2 separate regions of the Mus musculus genome follow, and region 2 is linked to region 1. A link is a loop called in an ENCODE intact Hi-C map of the cell type or tissue named here. Cell type or tissue: heart. All regions are shown on one strand. Each heading gives the region's core, and the rest is flanking DNA. Links, peaks and the distances in the headings are about the cores only.

Region 1 (5,379 bases), core at 84-5,083:
GAGGCAGCCGTTTGTGCTCCCCTGGAACTGCTGGTCTGCTCTACCTGTCCTGCTGCAGTCTGAACAGGGGACATAAAGACAAAGAGTGCGAGCTGAGGGACTGACTCTGACTTCCTCATAATGCCAACTCCAAAGAAGTCCCTGCAAGCGCTAACTTTGGCCTCGGTTATGGGCCAGAGCCCACGTTTTATATATGTTATGAGGAAACATCTAAGAAGTCCAAGGTCTGAGGAGAGAGATGGAACAAACCTCGGAGGCTTAAAAGTTTTTCAGACTGCTCCCCTCATAGAGTAGGAAGCAAAGAGCCCATGAGGCAAGTGACTTGGCAGGGGTGCATGCGCAGAGACGATGCCGCTGCCTTCCCGAGTCTCCCTCTGATTTCCTGGCTCAGCTCGTGGAGCTTAGGAGAAAGTCGGGATTCTGTCAAGTCCACAGCCTGACTGGGAGAGGGGGTTTCTCAAACCTTAGATGCCAACCCAATTGCTTGGCGGGGTAGGCAAGCACAGATTTGAGGAGACAGAGAACCCCTGAAAAGACGACACCAGTGTCTCCTTAACCAGCTGTTCTCAACCTGTGGATTGTGACCCCTTTGGGGTCGACCGATCCTTTTGCAGGGGTCACCTAAGACCACCAGAAAACACAGATATTATGATTCTTAAGAGTAGCAAAATGACAGATATGAAGTATCAGTAAAGATACTTTTATGGCTGGGGCTCATCACGGCAGGAGGAACTGTATTAAAGGGTCACAGAGTTAGGAAGGTTGAGAACCACTGCCCTTAACCTTTTCCTCTCCCCAGCCTGCCTGTGCTCACTACACATCCTCATCCACTTTTGGTTGTTGAGATGTGGCCCACCCGGCATCCCTCATCAGCCATACCTAGAAACATTAGACATGTAAACTGTCAGACTCCATTCCAACCTACTCAGGTGGTGTCTCCCGACTGGGACCAGCCAATCTGTGTTTGCCTACCCCGCCAAGCAATTGGGTTGGCAGCTAAAGTTTGAGAAACCCCTTCTCCCAGTCAGGCTGTGGACTTGACAGAATCTTGACTTTCTCCTAAGCTCCACTAACTGAGCCAGGAAATCAGAGGGACAAGTCACTTGCCTCATGGGCTCTTTGCTTCCTACTCTATGAGGGGAGCAGTCTAAAAAACATTGTTAAGCCTCCGAGGTTGGTTAGCCCTAGTCTGAAGGCTTCATGTAGCTCAGGCTGCCTAATTGTTCTCCTTGCTGATTATGCTCAACTACACAGGTTGATCTGGGCTGGGCTCCTCCAGATCAGATACTGCCTGAATGTGTGTGTGTGTGTGTGTGTGTGTGTGTGTGTGTGTGTGTGTGTGTGTTCACAGTACTGGTCCATGGCTCAGCTCATTCTCATCTGAAAATACTTAATCAGTTTGGAGAATTAGTCTTAAACAAGGAATGGGAATCCTTCAACTCCAGGAGGACCTCCAGGTGTGATTCAACAGGACTGACCCTGCCTGGGGTCCCTCAGAGGGTGGCCAGACTCCGGATTTGCTCTCTCTGAACTGCTCTGCAAAAGGAAAGTAAATAGCATTCCTCTAAGCATGGGTGGTTCTGACCCAATAAAATTACCTGAAGCAGAGTTTTAATGATGCAGTGTAAGTTTCCAATAGCATACTGTCAAACGTTCAGATTCCGTCAACCTGGGCAGTAGCCCAGTCAGCTATATTGTTTAAAAAATTATATATATGTATATATATATATATATATATATATATATATATATATATATATATGTGTGTGTGTGTGTGTGTGTGTGTGTGTGTATGTGTATATATATATGTGTGTGTGTGTGTGTGTGTGTGTGTGTATACATACATATGTGTGTGTGTGTGTGTGTGTGTGTGTGTGTGTGTATTTCCAGGTAATCCTCATGCAATTTTAAGTTGGGAACTGCCAAACAAATACTGGAATCGGTAAACACGTGTGCTCTCCCTTTTGTAGCCTGCGATGACTAGCACAGCACCTGGCCCTACACAAACACTTCATAAATATTTATTGAGTCAATGTGCAAATGAATTCTTGAAAGTGCAGTCAACCTCGCCTGTTACCTGCAAGCTCGCAAAGACCAACGCAATGCCAGGGGCCAAACCAGGAGCAGCCAGGTGAAGAGTCCTAATCCGGCATCAGGGCAAGGGCGAGAGTGAATGGCGGCGGAAGGGAACCGGGTGGTTTGAATCGTCACTGGACAACAGGGCGCATGCCCTTGAGAAGGTTGCTGCCTTCAAGTGAGTGGATGCCTCTCTGCTGGGACATCCTGGAATCCTCCCTCCAGTCCCTTCTAGAAAAGCACACCTGGTGGGTCACTTCCCTTCAAAGCCCCGCATCACTTCAGTCAACACTCCCTCTGGTCAAGAGCTCCCCTTTGGCCTCCTCCCCAGCTCATCTCTTGCACTGGCCTCCCTGCCTTTTTCCCAGGTCTTACAAGATGCTGGGGTTTTTTTTTTTTCTCCTAGAAACCTCATCCCCTCTGCCTGCAAAATTCATTCCCTGACAGTCCAGCCTCCGCCCTCTCCCCAGCTGGGAAGCCCCATAGTACCTAGCAAAGTTCCCATCTAATTACCATCGAATTACCGAATTAACACAGGAAAAACAAGGTCTGTTCTCCACCCATCAGCCTCCTGAGGGGGGCGGTCAGCTTACAGTGTTCCAGTTTCAGTAGCCCTTGGGATTGCTTCTGTTTGAACAGAGAAACAAACCTGCTGGGTGATTTGGATCTGGGGAAGAACTGGAGTTGGGGTGTGAGAGCCATTCTAAGAAAACAAGGGAAAGCAAAAAGGAAGGTTCCAAGCGATTCCAAAAGAGACCAGAGAAGGAAAGACAGATTAATCTGTTCACCGGGGTCAGAGCTCAGTATCAGAGCCCAGCTCCCATGGTCACATTCTCTCGGGGCAGACTGCCAGCTGGCCCCAGCACGGGGAAAACCCAGACAGTTGCACAAGCCAGGGAGGACTTGAAGACTTCGCTTCAGACTGTGCTCAAGCACCAGGCGCCGGCTGCAGGTGGGAGCCGTGCCCCAGGAGCGTGGGCAGAGGCCTTGCAGCAAGCAGAGCGCTGAGCTCCACTGGGTCAGGTGCACCGCGAGGGCCCGGGTCAGGTGCACTGCAAGAGGCTAGACGGGCGCCTCCAGGCTGGTGCTTGGGGCAGCTGATTTGGCTGTTTGACAAGCTGATGCCTTGATTTGGTCTGACAAGTGGAGGCTGCTGTGAGAAGCAGCCTGAATTTTTGACATTCAGCAAGCTAGAAATAACCAGCTGAGCTCCTGGCGCTGTAGCTACAAATGGCTTACTTTTCCCAGGCAATTGCTGGGTGGAAGTGGCTTCTCCCCGTGCAGACCTGCCCTCCCTTCGAGTATCAGGAGGCCTGGAGTCTCAGATGGACCCAGCTTTCTAACTGCTGGGCTTTAAGGCGAGTCATGTGATTTAAAACTGCTCAGCTTGTGTGTAGAAGGGGCCTGTTGGTAGCTGAGTCCCTTTTGCCTCTTGTAGAAAGTGACTCTAAGTGATTGCTGTCCCTCTGAATTATGTAGCTTGCACTTGATATATACTATCTAGAAGCTTAGAACTCTGAAGATCCACTCTGGGAACGACTTGAAGACCATCCTAATTGAAAACGGTGCTGAGGCTGATGGTCTTACTCCTTTTGGTAGAGTGCTTGCCCAGCACGCAGGAAGTCCCAAGTTGGATCCTCAGAATCATGTAAACTGGACATGGTAGCATATATCTGTAATCCTACCTCTCAGAAGAGAGGAGGCAGGGCGATCAGAGGTGTAAGAGCATCCTCAGTTACTTTGTAAATATAAAGTCAGCCTAGGTTACAAACGACCCTAGAAAGTCAGAGTAGCGGGGAGAGGGTGGGAGAGAGGGAGATGGAGGGAGGGAGAGAGACAAAACGAGAGACAGGAAGACAGAGAGAAAGAGGGAGGGAGAAAGACAGAGACAGAATAAATATGAATTATGGATTCTGTGAGAATCTTTTGAAATCCGTTGGCTCCTCTAAGAAAAATCACACCTCCTAGACACTGCTCACAACTGGGAGATCACTGGCTTACACCACAGACCCTTGTGTTAGTGTCCACCACCTCTCCAGCTCCCCTTGTGGGGGAGGAGATCCTTGTGGGCCTGCAACACGTCTCCAAGGTGTCTCCACTTTCCAGTCCTCACATGCCAGTGTTAGCAGTTGCTCTCCTTTCTTCCTGTAACCAGTCTCCCCCTTATTCTCGAGAGGGAAATGATCCTGTAAAGACTTGTACCGGTATGGGGTGTCCCTCAACAGGGAAAGAGCAAAGTGGAATGCTCTTTAATGCTGCTCTTTTTCCATACCTTTCCCACAAAGCTAGGCCAGGATGGACTAACGTAGGAAGCAAAGCTGCTGCTGCTGCTGCTGCTGCTGCTGCTGCTGCTGCTGCTGCTGCTGCTGCTGCAATACTTCCCACCCTCTTCAGACACCCCTCCACCAGAGGGAATTCTTCACTCCAGTCCGCTCATAGCTACCTGGCTTACACAGGAGCTGTAGAGGCTCACTAGTGCAGTCTTGATGAAATGAACTTCTTGGACAATGGGCAATGGACAACTACAGAGAGGCCCTGGTGAGTGTCCATGCAAGAAACAATGTTAACAAAGGACACTAACTGGTCCACCTTGATTTAATAAAGTGATTGCTCAATGGCAGATCATAAAGCCGTCATAACTTTTCAACCTATTCAGAAAGTGGTTGGGCATCAGCATTACCAGGATATTGGTGGAAATACTGGTCCTAATCTTGGGAATTTAGGGACAGTCTAGGCTATACAACAAGACTTTATCAATAATAAAAATAATAATAATAATAATAGTAATAAATGGTAAGTAAAAAGAAATAAGAAAGATTTAAACTTCAACATGATCTTTTAAAATGCTGATTATAAGTTATGATTTGGAAGATCTCTCCCAAATCTGCGGATCCTGGTTAATACTAGTCTCAGATGTCCTTTGCTAGCCTCTGGGAAAAGCAGAGCAGGGACCAAATTCCCTCCACCAGTGTGCTCTCAAAGATGGCGGCTGTGATCACAATCAGGACCAGCACACCCTTCAGCTAGAGGCCCCAGCCATTTGTTCCAAGCTAGCTCTATTGAATGTTACTTTTCGGTTACTTCAGCTCCTAGGAAGACATGTCTACTCCTAGAACACAGCACAGTTTAGCTTTAGAGGTGACTGACCTCAGTGCTGCTGGGATCAGTCCCAAGGACAAAATAGAGGAAGGCTGAGTCCTCTGAGTCCGTCTGCCCTGTGCACGGTCTCATCTGCTTGCACCAACATGTGCAAGTGAAGGTTTGGTGACTACAGAGGAGGCAAGCTCAAAATAGTGACTTCCA
Region 2 (5,379 bases), core at 232-5,231, 53 kb after region 1:
AACCATCTCACCATCCCAATACTGACTTTTTTTTTTAACATTCATGCAAACGTTAATAATACCGTAATACTTTACGTCTAATCACCCAACACTCTGAGTGGTTAATTCTATGTATCAACTTGGCTGAGTCATAGTGTCCAGACATGGGTCAAATATCATTCTGGATGTTTCTGTGAAGGATATTTGTGAAAGAATTAACATTTCAATTTGTGGCTTTGATGTGGGTGGGTCTCCTCCACTCACACAAAGACTTGAACAGATGAGACTGGCATGTTCAGGACAGTTCAGACATAGACAAGACTTGAAGTGGAATAAAACCAAAAGCAACAAAACAAACAAACAAAAAATCCATTGACCTCCCCCAAATACAAGGAGACTCTGGTAACAGGTGCCTTCAAGCTAGAACTGCTGATTTTGAGCTTGCCAGTCTTCATGACTGCAGGAGCCAATTTGTTGAAATACATCCTACTGGTTCTGTTTCTCTAGAGTACTCTAAAATACCACCATACTTCACAAGTCAGAAGATAACATTTGACAAAATATAAGCCAACATGAGACATAGTTTCAATATTGACAATGCTAGAAAAACAAAAATGATTTGGAGCCAGCAAGAGAGCTCAGTGGGTAGAGAGGTATGTGTTCCCAGGACTGACAACCTGTGTTCCATCTCTGGATCCTATAAAATAACAGGAAAGAACAGAGTTCTGAGAGTTATTATCTGACTTCCAAATGTATGCCATGGCATGAACATGCCTGCACACACACACATAGATAGATAGATAGATAGATAGATAGATAGATAGATAGATAGATAGATCGGTCTTAAGCCAATAGTTTGAAGTTTTTTGGAGCTTAAGAAGCCTAGGCCCTAATTTACTGCTTTGGGTTTTTCAGAAATAGAATTCAGGAATGCATATTTTTGTTAAGCCCTATTCTGTGTCACTGTGTTGGTTAATCTCAATTGTCGACCTGATGAACTGCTAGGCATCCCTGTGAAAGACCTTGATTAGGCTAATTAAGATCAGATGACCCATCCACTGTGAGTGGCGCTATTCCCTGAGCTAAGGTCTTGAACTGTACAAGGAGAAGCTGAGCTGAGCTGAGCGTGAGTGTTCATTGTTCTTTCTCTGCTCCTTGGCTTTGCATGCAGTGTGACTGGCTGCTCAGGCTCTGCCACTGTGACACCTCCACAATGATGGACTGGAACCTAGAGCTATGAGCCAAAATAAATTCTTCCTTCATTCAGTTGACTTCGTCAGGTGTTTTATCATAACAACAGGAGAAGTAACTAAGACCAATTGCTGACTGGAAAGAACTGCATTGTAAGAAACTAGGATGACTTCATACCAGTCTAAAGAGTCAAGGCTTTGCTACAGTAGCAAATAACCCCCAAATCCCAGTGTTCATGCCTCATGAGTCAAGGCTTTGCTATAGTAGCAAATAACCCCCAAATCCAGGTGTTCATGCCAGCTGGGCAAGGGGTTTGTCACTAGAATACTTTTCCTTGAGCTCTGTGCATTAGGTTCCTGGTAAGAAACAGATGACAAACATGCCTACGTAGTAAAGGAGATGTTGCTAGATGAGCTAGTTATAAAGGTGCGGATGAAGGTGAGGATAGCCAACATCAGTGAACAGGAAATAAGGGGAGGCATCACTCAGCAAGAACTGGAGATCTTTGACAGAGGAATACCCCTGTCCCGTGACAACCTGAGAAGGAAAGGTTAAAGGTAATAGGTATCCCAGTGTTCCTCTCCTTTGCCTTCTGAGTTCTGGTTACTTCTCTTCATTAGTGGCAGAGGACAAAAAAGAAAAAGAAAAACTATTGTTGTTGGGTCCACAAGAGGATAAGAGGCAGCCTTCTAAGCCAAAAGCATCACAGAAATCACAGGCCCTGGGCAAATGTGAACTATTTCATACACCCTGGAACCTAGGCTGTCATTTTTTGAAATGTTGTCATTTGACAACACATAAGGAAAGAGAAAAAACATAATGTTGTATTTAACTGCCCAGGAATAATGTAGCCACTTATACTTACATATCATTACTGTCTACTGAGCACATAGCCAAACCTGACTACACAGCGTGAGAGAATAAAATCTTCCTACGGGAAGGGCAAGTTAATACTAATGATAGTAAATGCTCAACCATGGATGGCTGAGGGTCCAGAGAAACACTTGAGGGGTTTATATCTATATATAGATATCTATATAGATATCACACACATACATACATATAATGTTCTGCTCTTTTGGATTTTGCAACTTTTTAACATATGCCTTCTGAAAAAAACTATAAAGAATAGTAAAAACACTAAATGAAGTCTCTATAGCCAACACCTGTCTTTCCTGGTTGTCCATCCATCCTAGCTCTGCATCCTAGTAAAACCATCTCCTGTGGAAACTGACTCTTCCAGGTACACGGTCTCTGTTCCTCCTTCCTTTGCTGCTAGAGCAATGGCTATATGGCCAACTCTGTCTAATAGATTATTTTTCCCAAGGCTATAAATTAGAATCGAGAGGTACAAAGAGGATACTGAACAAATCCTTGCCGGTGATAAATGGTGTGGGGAACGGGACTACACACAGTTCCTAGTGCTGGCTATCCAGAGTGTCTGCCACTCAGCAACAATGACATTACACATTTATAAAACTAATTATATGGCAAGATTCCCATCGATTTTTATTTATATGGGCACTACACACACACACACACACACACACACACACACACACACACACATATATATATATATATATATATATATATATATATATATAATTTGCTTCTTGAAATAGTCTATGTTGCTTGAACCTGAAAGTCCTCAAAGTCCTCATTGGCACGATGTCTAACTTGCCCTGAAAGTAAAAGAACCAGATAAAATGCTCTTGAACTTGCTATCATGAAATACCTTATCAGAATCAACGTAAGAGAGAGATGTGTATTCCAGATTACAAGCTATATACTGGCAATAATGGAGTCACCTCAGGAGCATGAGACAACAGGTCACATTCTGGTCAGGAGACAGTGGACCGAGGGAGGGGTGTGGCTACCAGACCTCAAAACCCTCCCTTAGTGACTCACTTCCGGCAGCAAAGCTCCACCTTCTAATGATTCCTTGGCTTTTCGAATCCGAGCCGACAGGTGGGAACCAAGTGTTCAAACACCAGAGCCTGTGGGGGAACATTTCCTATTCAAACCACTAAATAAGCAAAATGCAATTTAACGTCCCTTCGGCAGTTGCGTACACAGAGAATGCTACTGAGTCGGCAGCCTAATTGCTGCCCAGAGAAGCTGCAAGGTCAACCCAGGCTTTAATGCTATTTTAAGCTCTTGAAAATAAAGGGAGTGTTGACAACCCAGATACAAAGGGTTTGGAGATTATTTTTGTTTAGGTTTTTTTTTTTTTAATTACTAAGATATTGTGAAAGTGCAGTTCTAGTAGAGCAAGCCGAGGCTGTGTATATCCGACAGGGATTAGTAGATCTCTGTTTTCTCATATGAATCAGAGGATTGCTGAAATCCTCCATCGCTGATACTGTTTCTAAACTGGTAAAGCCCAGAGGGAATTCTGTTCCAAACTGGGTAAAGCAGCTCAAAAAAAGGCGCCAGCCAGATAGAGTCAGACGGAATTACCCTGTATTTAGCTTCTCTGTACTTAAGATTCTTTCCCGAAAATGCGTGCTTCCAGATTGCTTCGCAAACCGGAAAGAGGTCATGGTTGCCTTCAGATGACTCCGATAGGGACTTTTCAGCTGCAAGTCACAACCTTTCTCCTACTGCTTTGTGTTTCCTTAAACTCAAGAGCTAAGACTCTGGTGGCCAGAACAGCGTATGAGACAATTCATCAGGCAAGACAGTAGCTGATTACATCTGTCCTCAAGGTGATTGCTCCGGAAGACCAGGCCATCCTCCACTCCACCCAGCCACAGGCAACGGACAGAAGATGTGTTCAGAAGCACACGAAGGCTGTTCTTGAACACCAGTGAAAACTTAGAGTACATGGCTTTAGTGGAAAACCTATTGCTTTTATTCAATTAGACACTTCACCTGCCTTCCACCTTATCCTTATTTTTTTTTAATGAAATATATAATCCCTCATTTAAAAAAAAAATCTTGGAAGGAGTTCAAAATTGAATCCCTTCCAGCTAATGTAACTGAAGTGCTTTGTGGAAACCTTTTAATCACATTTCTCCCGGAACTGTACACAGTTGGAATAGGCAGGCGTTATTTGCACTTCAAATACAGCCTCCTCTCTCTTACTGCCGACTCAGACTACTAAAAATTACAGTCTGCAGCCAAGACCAACGATGAAAATCCAAAGTGGAGAAAGTCATCCTACAAAATTATTGCCCCAAAGAGGGTTGTTTTTTTTTCCTCCCAACGGCAAATTGGGTAAAGTTTGTCTTCTGTGTTTGAACTTTCTAGCTCAGCTTTTCGTTTCTTGGCCCCTTCGGTCCTAGATAGCTCCTCTCCATTTATCAGAAACTCTTTCAACAAGGGATTGACACTACGTACTCAACAGACACTTATTTGAAAAGTAGTCTCCAGCCTTCTTCAACCCGCTGCAAACTGGCCTCTTTGCCTCTTCCTAACCTATGGCTCCTGTACCTCTCACAGACTTTCCCAACAAGCTCCTCTGTCCAAAACGCAGTGGTGGGTGCTCTTCACTCTTGCACCTACAGGAGAGAGGCATTGCAGTGGCTATTTTCAGATCCTTCTTGATGACAGGACTCCGAGTTTATTTGTCTATCCTCAAGAATTTGTCGTAATTAATCCAAGGCAGCCACTACATCCAGTCCTTGGTCCCTTGCACCCTCAGCCATTGATATGCAAGTAGAAAAGAGCTGTGTCACTGAGACCTCAGGAAAAATCTGATAAGGTCCTCTGGGGAAACGTTTCCTCCTTGAAAAGGGTTAAAGCACAGGAGAGAGACTTAATGTCCCAACTCTCCTTACTTTCTGCTCAGGATGTTTTCTGATGCAAACTTCATCTGACTCCTCGGTAAGCCGTTTATCATGCATCCAGTCCCACTTTATTCTGGTACACGCAGCCAAGTGCATCCTAGCTAATATGCCCTGACTCTGTACTCTTGATTGGCAGGCCTCGGTCCCTTAAGGTTCCTCATCTCAGATTGCATGTGTCCTCACATATTTGTATTCCATTGTCTAAGAAACACTGGTGTAAAGATTGGCCCTCACATCTCCTTTCTGCTTACTCCAAGTACTTCCTGAGGAGGGCTCCTACCAGCCCATGATGTCAGTCACCACCCATGGTTTGGCCAGTCACTCAGTCTGCTCCCACAGTCTTCTTCTCGGTACATTTAAACAAAACCCAGGCATTCCCTGTGCAAATGTGCTCTTCCCGTCTGTCTTCTTCATT

What was found. Peaks named below come from ENCODE experiments on the same cell type or tissue, not always from the same donor. Only the 100,000 strongest peaks of a DNase experiment are listed, where the experiment ranks them.
Region 2: a loop joins it to region 1, with 2.0 times the contacts of the local background. A loop is called at or near these places in 4 of 42 quality-filtered maps.

The regions. Positions count from the first base shown.
Region 1 is chr12:73,791,282-73,796,660 of GRCm38, forward strand. Gm8075 (a long non-coding RNA gene) reads left to right here and starts at 4,362. Exons shown (of 3, transcript XR_381690.1): 1 at 4,362-4,614. In heart, for the core only: a CTCF peak has its summit at 2,657; a DNase peak (open chromatin) is centred at 2,950; H3K4me3 peaks cover 1,032 bases; H3K27ac peaks cover 4,124 bases.
Region 2 is chr12:73,843,785-73,849,163 of GRCm38, forward strand. No RefSeq gene overlaps it. Among named protein-coding and RNA genes, the nearest start is that of Gm8075, 51 kb to the left of the region's middle. In heart, for the core only: a CTCF peak has its summit at 3,141; a DNase peak (open chromatin) is centred at 3,087; H3K4me3 peaks cover 481 bases; H3K27ac peaks cover 859 bases.